2 separate regions of the Homo sapiens genome follow, and region 2 is linked to region 1. Evidence: read pairs that join two places in POLR2A ChIA-PET (ENCODE). Cell type or tissue: Panc1. All regions are shown on one strand. Links, peaks and the distances in the headings refer to the core of each region. The heading gives the core; the rest is flanking DNA.

Region 1 (5,367 bases), core at 267-5,266:
TGAAGTTCTTCTTCAAAGAAAGCTTGAAAATGAAATCTCAGTAGGCAAGACAGATAAAAGCAGAGTTATTCTGGTGGCGGCGGAAATGGGAGGAGGGCTGGAAACCTATCCTTTGCCTCCACTCCCATCTTCCCACTTTAGCATCCCCTGACAAAGCTCTGTGGAATATCAGGGGTTCCGCAGCACCTGGTTTGAAAACCACTGTGTCAGTGTCTACAAACCATAGGCCCCACGGACCTGTGCTTTGACTTCCCTTTTGGGGTGACGAGTTGGAGTGTGATGGGGGGAGGATGTTTCCCCTTCAACAGGGCGTGTCTTTGAAGCCGCTGTGCAGTGACCCTGTGGGGAAGTGGTAGAGGTGGGGTCCTGCCACTTTCGTCCAGGAGGAATGGCAGAAGAGATGGAGCTGCCTGGGCCAGGAGGAAACACCAAGCCCAGTGCAGGCCGTATAGATGAGGGTTCAGGAGTGTTTTGGTCCTTTTGAGTTTAAAAAATTATAGATATCAGAACAGGCATAGGCCTATGTCCATGAGACCCTATAAGAGTGTAAGACTGGGACCTAACCCCTTCCTCCTGGATGGGTGGAGAGCAACCAGTCCCCAGTGACAGGCAGGAGAGAAGCTGCCGCTCTGGGATGCTGACGCCACTGCATCCGCTGTGGCTCGGCTCTCAGGACAAAAGGCTTGGGTTTTTCCTGGGCCCGAAGCCCTCCCAATGTCACTGAGAAGCTGTGGTGGCTCCAGTTGCTCCTGGAAGAGGCCTTACACTTTGAAGGGAAGGAACAGACAATTTCTATTTCTCCTTGCCCTTAGATTTCTGCGGATGGGTGGTTTCAGCTCCCTGAGCCTGGGGGCTGGTGGCTCTCTTTAACCTGGGTCAGAGCCAAGGCCCCTTGGCCTCTGTGGGGTCTGAGAGATGGGAGATGTGACACCAGGCCTAGGAGGGTCCAAGATGTCCCCCTCCACCAATCACTGACAATATCCAGGTCTTCCCTCTGTGTCCTGGTTGCTGGGACCACTATTTTTGGGCATGATATTCCTGAATTGTATCTAAATTTCCCTCTCAGCTGGGTCATCAAAGCCAAATTGGCTGTATCTCATTCTGGTTGACATCTGCCTAAGTGAGAAGCAGGGCAAGCGATGAAGACTGGTGGGGAGGGCTCCTCCTGCAGCAAACTTTCTGTGTGACCTTGGGCCATCCCTGCAGTGGCAGGGCCACACACATCCAGCCATTTTCAACTTACAGAGCCCTGACCGCTGACTTTCATCTCATCTGGGCCTCATAACAATTCCTGCGTCAGGCAGGGAAGGGATTACAATCCCATTTTACAGTTAGGGAAATTGAGCCCCAGAGGTTGAGTAGCTTGCCCAAGCCCCCCAGGTGGTTGGTGACAGGCAGGACTGAGAGGCGGCATTGGGGACTTCCAGGACAGAGTTCCTTTCACTGCACCATGTAGGAACCAGCTTGTCAGGAACTCTCCCACAGAACCAACAGCCAGGTGAACCCACTCTAGCAGGTCTGAGCTTTGAGGCTGAGGAGAGGTGCAGCCAAATAACTCAGTCCTTATCTTCATGGGGACTGAACTCTTCCCCTGGGTGGAATGCTGAGGAGGTCCCGCTGGCTCTCTGCTCGGTGGGTTTTCACCGGGGCATGCTTTTCCTTCCTGCCCGGACCGGTGTCCACACGCCACCCACAGGGCACACTGCAAAGTCCCAGTGACGGATGGCTTGGCCAGTGCAGGCCCCAAACACTTGGCAGAGAAACCGCCAGTACTGTGGGATGGTGCCTGGGGCCTAGTGAGGCTCCCCCACCCCTAGTTTCACTTCAAGGTATCACCTGGGCAGGCTGACTCCAGAAAGGAAAGGGGCCCTGCAGAGAAGCACTGGCTCGGCCATGTTTGGGGGCTGGGAGGTGGTGCCTGGAGTTGACCAGAAGCTTGGAAACATGACCTGCGGCTTCCTCTCCAGGAAGAGGCTGAAGGAAACACTTTGGCCTGTGTGTCCCTCGAGGCTGCAGCGTATGGCCGTGCAGCAGGGCACCTCTGGCCAAGGGGCAAGGGGTGCTAAAATCCAACCTGTGTGTCACTCCCAAAGCTGTGCGTTCTAGTGTAGGTCTGAATCCACCTGGAAAGGGCACCGTCTTCTAATTCACATCAAGGCACCATAGGGACCAGCAGCCACCAGGAGCCCTGAAGGCAACTGCCCTCTATTACTTATCCCTACAACGTTTCCCTGACCATGGGCTTCCTGAGGACAGGGGCTGGGACTGACCCATCTCTGTGGCTCCAGTACTTGGCATAGAGCTGAGTCATCAGCAAAGGATGGTAGGCTGAATTCAACTAAATTTGGCCATTGCCTTGTGCAGTCCTGGCTCCAGGAGAAAAAAAAAAAAAAAAGATAGTGCTCTGATCCTTCCCTGCAGCTGGAGAAATTTGCTAAATAACACTGGGCTAAACCCAAAAGGGTGAGCGTGATGTTGAGGTGCAGGAGGCTCGGGAAACCAGCCTGACAAACGTTTTCCATGCATGAGTTAGGGATAGGGGAAGAAGTCTGCAGGAAAGAGGTCATCCCAAACACTAAAGGATCTTGTGTCAGCCCCAAAGGTTTCAGAAGACACTGGAGGGCATATGTTTGCCATGCATTGCTCCAGCATTTCATCAGCTCTGCGCCTGCCCAGATGAGGTGCAGCCTGCCCAGCAAGCTCTAGGAGGGGCTGGATGCCTGGGGGACCTGCAACTAGGCCCTCAAGACTGGACAGGGTAGTACGACAGCCCCCAGCTGACTTGGTTCTGGTCTGGGGAGGGGTCCCTTGGGTTGAGTGGTCATGAGACTCAGAAGTCGCGCTGCCAGGCTTGTGAAACAGGTGATTTCACCACAGGAAATAAGTCACACTGCCTGCCCCAGGAGGTGCTGGACTGGAAAGGATTGAGATGCCACTTGTATAAGATTTTTTGTCTCCCTTTTCAGACAAGTATGGGAGAGAGATGGAAGGGAGCAGAAACTGAGGAGAGAGCCCTTGTCCTGCTAATCAATATATTTGCCTGGGTAAACCTCAGGGTGTCTGTGCCCACAGGGGGCTGTGAGGTACTGCAAGCCCTATCATAAGCCCCTCAGCCAAGCCTCAGCAAAGATATGCTCTGTCCCTCCTTGGGCAACTCATGCTACCTATGGCCACAGCCTGACATCAATCCCTTCCCAGTCTTGGGCACAGGGTGGGGTTGAGGGCAGTTGGTGCTCCATAGGGCCCTGCCACCTCTGAGGTCCAATAAATCCCCTCTGGAGGCAGAGAGACCAGTCAGCAGCTCTGGCTCTACCCACCAGACCAGGAGCTCTAATGTTCACAAATTCTTGGTGGCCAGAGCTAGGAAGGCCCATTGTGATCATCTGGTCAAACTCCTTGCTTTCCCAAGTGAGAAACTGAGGCCCAGAGTGGGGAAGGAACTTGCCCAAAGTCACACAGTAAGTTATTCTCAAAGGCCAGGCAAAGAGGATAACTCCTAACACTTTCTATCTCATCTCCCATCTGGCTTCTTGCCCCAGGAACTGCCCCAGGTCTCAATCAACCCAACACCAGCTAATGCGTACTGGGTACCCATGACACTGGGAGCTATTGGAGGTCATCAACTCACCAAGAAAAGAAGGGGCTTATTTGCTACCCAGCAGCCTCCTTCCCTTCGGGTGAGGATATCTCAGTGGATGCTGCCACCTTCTGAGATAGGACCCCCTTTGACTGTGGCATGGTGGCCTCAGGCACTCTCTCCCAGTCCATAGGGTCAGTCCAGCCCTGGAGAATGGCAGGGGGAAGCAGGAGGATACTAGTGGCCTCGGCCCCCGCTGGACACCCATCCTCACTTCCTGCATGACCATGTGAAGTCCACAAGGAAGGGACATAAGGCAGACTCTCCTCTCCCCGCCCCCTGCCCCCATCTCTGAGCGCCCCCCTTCGGGAACCCTCCTCAGGAGCTTCAGCTCACTCTGCTGGGGGCTGGTGCTTGCTGAAGACCCCCTCCCTCCCTCCCTCTGCTTTTCTCTCTGTGCATATCTCTAGACAGGGCCATGCACTTGAAATACAAGGTAGCTAAGATGTCACAGCCTGACAGTACTGAAATATACTTGGGTGAGTCCACACAGCTTGCCTCAGTCTAGGTAACTGCTGGTAAGAAAGTCAGTCCAGTTGCTTTTCTCTACTCCTGGGGTCTACGAACTTTCACCAACATCACTATCAGACACAGAGGGACATCAGGTGGGGAGGAGGGTGAAGGCAGAAGGTCTTTGGTGGGTCAGAACTTCAAAAAGGCATTGAGAATCTGTCCACAGTTCTGCCCCTCCCAGCCAGAAGGAGGTGGCCTTCAACGCGGTCATCTTTTAGCTGCCAGAACTTTGTTAACCACCTGGGACCGTGGACATCTTCTCTCGTGTCTTGAGCCCTCATCCCCACCCCTCCAAGCCCTCATGCCCACCACACCGTGTCCCACATTCCCCATCCTCCCCTGTCTGCTCCCCATCTCAAGTCCAATTCCAAGGCCAGAGCCCTGGCAGCTTTTCTGGGAGACAGCATGAAAAGGAGGGGAGTGGAGATGGCAGAGATGGGGTGGAGCCAGTGCGCTGTGGTCCTGTTGGCGTGGTGATGTGGGGCCAATCCTGAGGCCAGAGGTTCATCACCGTGATCTGGAAGCCCACGGGGCCCCCTGGTAGAAACTGGAAGAACAAAGGGGAAAAGAAACCAGAACAGGAAGAAGACGAGTAAGCATCCGAGTGCACGAGAGTGGAGCCGGAGCCACGTGGAGGCAGGGCCGGCCCGTCTATCTGTTGTTGAGCTGTGGAGAGCCGGTACCATCCTCCTCTTCCTCCTTGTCATCCTTCATGCCTTTCAGTCTCTGGCGAGCAAAGTCCTCAAATACAATGTCGTCATCACTGGTGGGAGAGACAAGGAAAATGTGGTGTGTTTGCAGGGGCAGGGAGAGTAGGCTTATCCAGAGGCCCGGCCAGATGTGACTCAGAGTATGGCTCTGGGGCCGGGGAGAACCACCCTCTCTGAGGTCTCTGGCCTCTGGGGCTGACCATGAGCAGAAAGGCCTGTCTGGCTGGCACATGTGGATGCCACCTGTGGCAGTGGGGACAGTCACATCAGGACTCGGGCCAGTCATGAAAGGGGCAGAGAGGGGCATGAATTTGACTCTTGTGCCTGAGGGCTAGAAAAGTAACCTGGTTCTTTAGGAGGTGGGGGGAGCAGTGTGGCTCTGTAGCCAGAGGAAGGACTTATTCCCACTGTGAGAGGCCAGGCCACCAGTAGTTTCACAGCATGTTCTGAATCCCCCAAGAATAGGCCCGGCAAACCCCACCCCACCACCCAGAAAACTACCCTTAG
Region 2 (5,367 bases), core at 111-5,110, 250 kb after region 1:
AACCTAGCCTTGTCCCTCCAGCACCTACCCTGGGCAGGTGGCTTTGGCTCAGCATGCTGTGACAGGCTGCAGGCCTCCCAGAGGGGGTACCTGAGGCCCTGCTGAAATAAAGCAGTGTCCACATTGAAGATCTTGGTCATCCCGACTGACAGCTCCTGGCATGAACAGGGAAGTGGAAGGGATGTGGAGTGACTGTCTTTTTCTGCCCCTCAAGCCCTATGCCCACCAGCCACCCAGGGATGCAGGACACAGAGAGGCTCCTGTATGTGGGCAGGTCATGTTAGACCCAGACTGTAAACAGGACAGACAAGTTGGGTGTGGGGGGTGTTCTTGACATGTGCTCCCAGCCTTCCTCAGAGGCCGAGACCCCTGGGTTGCAGCCAGGGAAGGGGCGGTATCTGGTCCCTGGGCCCAGCAGATAGGAAGGACAGCACCATCTTTCTTTCTGTTCAAACACAGACAGGGCTGCAGACACACAGTTCTGGCCTGTGTGTGCGACTTGTACATAATTCAGAGGCTCCTATTGCTCTGGCCTGGATAAAATGTACCAGCAGGGGCAGCTTGCACAGAGAACAGTGAGCTGATGCCAGGGAGCACTTCCTGAAAAGAGGTGAGTGGCCCAGAGGCTTGGGGGATTAATATAAATTGGACAAATGAATATTGTTAATGCCAAGAACTGTTTACTTGTTTGTGGAGTAAGTCAGTTTATAATCCATGTTCAAACTTTATCTCGTTGAACCTTCATAAAAGTCCAGTGTGGAAGTTACTATTAACAGACAAGAAGGCGGAGGCTCAGAGGCTGAGTCACTTGCCCATTTTCTTTTTCTTTTTTGAGATGGAGTCTTGCTCTGTTGCCCAGGCTGGAGTGCAGTGGCACGATCTCAGCTCACTGCAATCTCCGCCTCCTGGGTTCCAGCGATTCTCCTGCCTCAGCCTCCCGAGGAGCTGGGATTACAGGCACGCACCACCAAGCCCGGCTAATTTTTGTATTTTTAGTAGAGACAGGGTTTCACCATGTTGGCCAGGCTGGTCTCGAACTCCTGACCTCAAGTGATCTGCCCGCCTCGGCCTCCCAAAGTGTTGGGATTATAGGCATGAGCTACCACACCTGGCTGCCCATTTTCACATAGATGGAAGCAGAGCTCCCTCCCCGTGCTAAGCTGCAGCATGCGCTCAATGCCACTGCCACTCCCAGTCACGGGACACCAAGGAATGTCCTTCTGGGCTCAGGGGGCCAACTGCTGAAGGGAGAAAGCACGAGGGGCAAAGTTCCCTGGCAGCGGGAGGGCTGTCCCCCACTCAGGGCACCATGGCCCCAGCCCTGCTGGGGCAACCCAGAGAACCCTGAGGCAGGAGACAGGGAGAGTGGTGAGGCCTTCCCCTGCACAAGCATCCAGAACTCCTGAGAGCTCTTCAGAGTAGGAAGGGAGGTGCCAGGTGACCTCGCCTGACCACAAATGTGAGGAACCCGAGGCCTACAGAGGAAGAGTCCAGCCAGTCCACAAACACCCACTGGGCACCAGCCAGGTGCTGGGGACACTGGGATGAATGTGACCAGCTCTGAAGAGGCTCCTCATCAGGTAAGCACCCACTTGGCTGGAGCTCAGACCCTCAAAATCTGCCCCAGAAACTTCTCCAGCCCCGTCTGACCTCCTTTTCCTCCCTCTGCTCCCACATCCACAGGCTCCTTACAGGGTCCTCATGACACAGTGTCATGTGCTGCCTCCTTTCACCTCTGCTCCAGCTGTTGGAAGAATGCCCTTCCCAGCCACCTGGAGCCCATCCACCCCCACTCCCCCATCTCTTCTTCGCAGAGCCTCACTTAAGTGCCCCCCAACCCCAAGCTGAGACTGATGGACCCCAGGAGGAAGCTCGCTCCCTTCTCCCCCTCCCCCCTCCTCCTCCTCCGGGCCTCCCCATGCTCTTGACCTCCCTTGCAACATCTGTGCACTCTGCCCAGGGTAATGGGTCCTGGAATTGCCTCACTCTCTGCCCCTCAGGACCTGGGACTAAGAAGGTACAGCTCCGCTGAATTGAGTAAATGTGTCACCCACCCAAAGCAACGACCCAGAGCAATTAACAGATCACTTCTTCCTTTTAAGGCATGTATTTAAGGCTTGTCTTTCTTTGAAAACCCTCGGAGGAAAGAGATGCAGCACTGTGGGGGAAAAATGAAATGGAAGAGACTTAGATTGTCTTGGCATTTCCAAGTGCTGGCTCTGTTCCTGGCACACAGTAGATGTCTGAGATATGTTCTTTTGGTGGATGAAAGAATAAAAATATCTCCACGGCCACTTGCCCCTGCTGCCTGAAGTTCCACCATTATCACTGAATCTTTTCTGGGGCTAAAGAGTATTCCCTGTGATGCTCTCTCAAAATGCAGTCCTGGGCCAGGAAACTAGCTCTGGCTGGGGGTTTCCTTGCACAAAACAGCAAGGTCAGGGTTTGCCCATGAGATCTTCTCACTGCATTCTCAAGACGGTGTGTCCAGACCCTGCTCTTTGACCAAGGAGTTGCATGTTCAAATAAGCTTAGGAAAGGCTGGCTGCACACTCTGCCACCCATTGGGGTCCCTAATTCGTATTAATACATTAAAGACCCTGAGAAGGCCTGTTTGGATTTATGTGACCTAGCGTTTCCCAAATCTGTATGCTCATGCATCCTTGAATCCATTCCCATGCCACGGGACTAGGGCTCCTCAGGGGACAGTTTGGGGAGTGTGGACTAGATAGTGCGCCTGGGTCCAGGCGGGACAAGGTCTGCAGGTTGAAGGGTGTCTGTGGCTGCCACCCAGCCAGGGCCATGCTTCCCTGCACTGACCATTTGACAGAGGCAAAAAGTCCAACCTCAGCCACCACCACCAATAGCTCATGACAGAGACAGATAATGAACATGGCATCAGACAGCCTCCAAACGTAGCGCAAAGGAGGGAGAAGGTAACAGAGTGGGCCAGAGACCTGAGTGAGTTCCAACTGTGACTTTGTGCTCACTGCTGGCCATTGGGCGGGGGGACCCCATCCTGCTAAGCTTTGTTTTCATCATCTGCAAAATGGGGATAATGCTATTCTCAGGGCTGTTGTGAAGATTGAGGTAATGCAAGCAGAGGCAGATTACAAACTGTCAAGTCCTGTGCCAGCATTTGCTGTGTGCATCATTATTTTACTGCATGCATGGCCAGGAGGGTGTGGTAATGTCTTGATTGATCACAAGCCACTGCAGAGGTCCTCAATCAGGACAGATGGATGGATGGATACATGGATGCATGGAAGAATGCACAGACAGAATCCCCAGTGTGACACAGGCTCACCAATGGCTGACTGGTTGAATAGGTATGAATGAATACACGAACCAATTCTAGTAAGGTCAATTGTTCCATTTCTTAGTCCCTAACTGGTAGAAGCATGAAATTGGGAAGGACACACACACACACACACACACACACACACACACACACACACACGAGGGGAGAGGAAAGAGATGCAGCGCTCTGGAGGCAAGTCTGTGGGCAGCAGAATAAAGGAACCGACAGGGTGGGAAGAGCCAGAAACCAGAGTTGAACACATGCAGCAGCCCAGGGTCATCTGGCACAGGGGTCAAGCCGCGTCGGCATTCTCAGCAAGGCAGGCGGGGTTCCTAAGGCCTGTCCCTCAACCCGTCCATGTTGCCATTGTTCAGAGGAAGAAAGTGATCAATCTCTTTTGCAAAGGTTTCCAACCAAAACTGTTAGAGTTGTTTTTAATGGGATAGAGAGCAGAAAGAAGTCTTTAGAGCTGGGTGTGGTGGCTCACTCCTGTAATCCCAGCACTTTGGGAGGCCGAGGCAGGTGGATCACCTGAGGTCAGGAGTTCCAGACCAGACTGACCAACATGATGAAACCCTGTCTCTACTAAAAATACAAAATTAGCTGGGCGTGGTGGCGGGCACCTGTAATCCCAGCTATGTGGGAGGCCGAGGCAGGAGAATCACTTGAACCTGGGAGGCAGAGGTTGCAGCCTGGGCAACAAGAGCGAAACTCTGTCTCAAAAAAGAAAGAAAGAAAGAAGTCTTTAGGGCAAGACACAGGCCTTAGCTGCTTCTTCTGGAAAAATGTTTCTTACAGTTTATATGAATTCATCAACACATCTATGCACAGGACATACTGTGTACCAGGCAAGTGCTGTTGGGCACTGGGGACACAATGCCACGTCTAGACAGCATCACACGTGGAGGGTTCTGGATAAATGAGGTATCGGGTCACTTGAGGATGGAGAGGGAGGTTTTATAGAAAAAATTCACAGACAAGAAGTCTGGAGGACCAATTTAAATCATTACATGACCTCAGACAAGTCACCTTCCTTCTCTCAGCCTCCATCTTCCCTTCTATAAAGTGGGTCTGATAAAAATCATGAAAACTATTACATGGCACCAGACACTGACCCAGCAGTTACAGATGTTCTCTTAAGGCACACAGCCAGCAAGGCAGGTGTTGCTAACAATTTGTTGTGGAGTAAATTGTCCCTTTCACAGATGAGCAAACTGAGACTTGGCTGGTTACCAACTTGCCTGAGGTCAGAGAGCCGGTGGGAGTCAGGGTGTAAGCTCCGGTGTGTCTGATTCCAGAGCCCACACTCTCCTGCCCTCCCAAACAAGTCCCACACTTCCTCCTCACAGACTGCTGTGAGGATGCAATGACATCACAGATATCAGAGCGCTTCGTAAAGTTAAACTGTCATGTGTCCAAAGTCAACAAAAAGTCAGTCTTGACTCTCCGTGAAACTAAACACTGAAGTTTACAGGGGCACTCAGAACTAGTCACAGCCTAGAACTCCTGGGTTCCTCGCTCTCAACCTCTGGCATTCCTCGGCTAACTTCCTCCCAGGGAAAGGGACCCAGCAATCCCAGGAGCCCCAGATGACCCCTCAAGGCCCACAGAGCAGGGTTCCCCTGGCACCCATAGGGCCTCCTCCTAGACCAGGAGACCACCTGGCTAGTAGCCTCCTGACTCTCCTGTGCTCCACTCCTGCTGAGGACCTAGAGGGCACGGCCTGGCCCAGGTGCCATGGGAGCTGCCGCAGGGACCCTCACCACTTCCCACCGACAGGCTGTGGGACCTCAAGCCAGTCACCTCACCTGCCTGAGCCCGAGGTTTCTCACCTGCAAAATGAGGGATGAAAGCGGATCTCATGTGGGAAAGGAGCCACTCCAAGGAGAGACTCAAACATGACTGCCCTTGAGCTGGGTGAGTTCAGCTGAGTGGGTAGGAAGGGGAGCACCAGGCTCTGTTTTGAGGAGGGAGGCAAAACCCTACCTACCAGGAATCACCCATCTAACCTTGAATTCTCGGCCTGCCCTTGGCAGTCCTGGTCTGAGAGATGGACTCAGCTGCTA

What was found. ChIA-PET counts read pairs that join two places held together with the same protein. Peaks named below come from ENCODE experiments on the same cell type or tissue, not always from the same donor. Only the 100,000 strongest peaks of a DNase experiment are listed, where the experiment ranks them.
Region 2: POLR2A ChIA-PET joins it to region 1 with 5 read pairs; 3 of 35 experiments call an interaction of 5 or more read pairs at or near these places.

The regions. Positions count from the first base shown.
Region 1 is chr11:75,261,362-75,266,728 of GRCh38, forward strand. ARRB1 (arrestin beta 1) reads right to left here. Exons shown (of 16, transcript NM_004041.5): 16 at 1-4,913. The coding sequence ends at 4,802. Among named protein-coding and RNA genes, the nearest start is that of TPBGL, 23 kb to the left of the region's middle. RefSeq lists enhancers at 498-997, 1,356-2,287, 4,322-4,823, 4,824-5,323 and a silencer at 4,644-4,733. In Panc1, for the core only: no CTCF peak of the experiment used is centred there; a DNase peak (open chromatin) is centred at 2,757; H3K27ac peaks cover 1,517 bases.
Region 2 is chr11:75,508,866-75,514,232 of GRCh38, forward strand. All of the region lies in intron 1 of GDPD5 (glycerophosphodiester phosphodiesterase domain containing 5), which reads right to left. LOC105369389 (a long non-coding RNA gene) reads left to right here and starts at 3,249. Exons shown (of 6, transcript XR_007062784.1): 1 at 3,249-3,329; 2 at 5,081-5,218. In Panc1, for the core only: no CTCF peak of the experiment used is centred there; no DNase peak of the experiment used is centred there.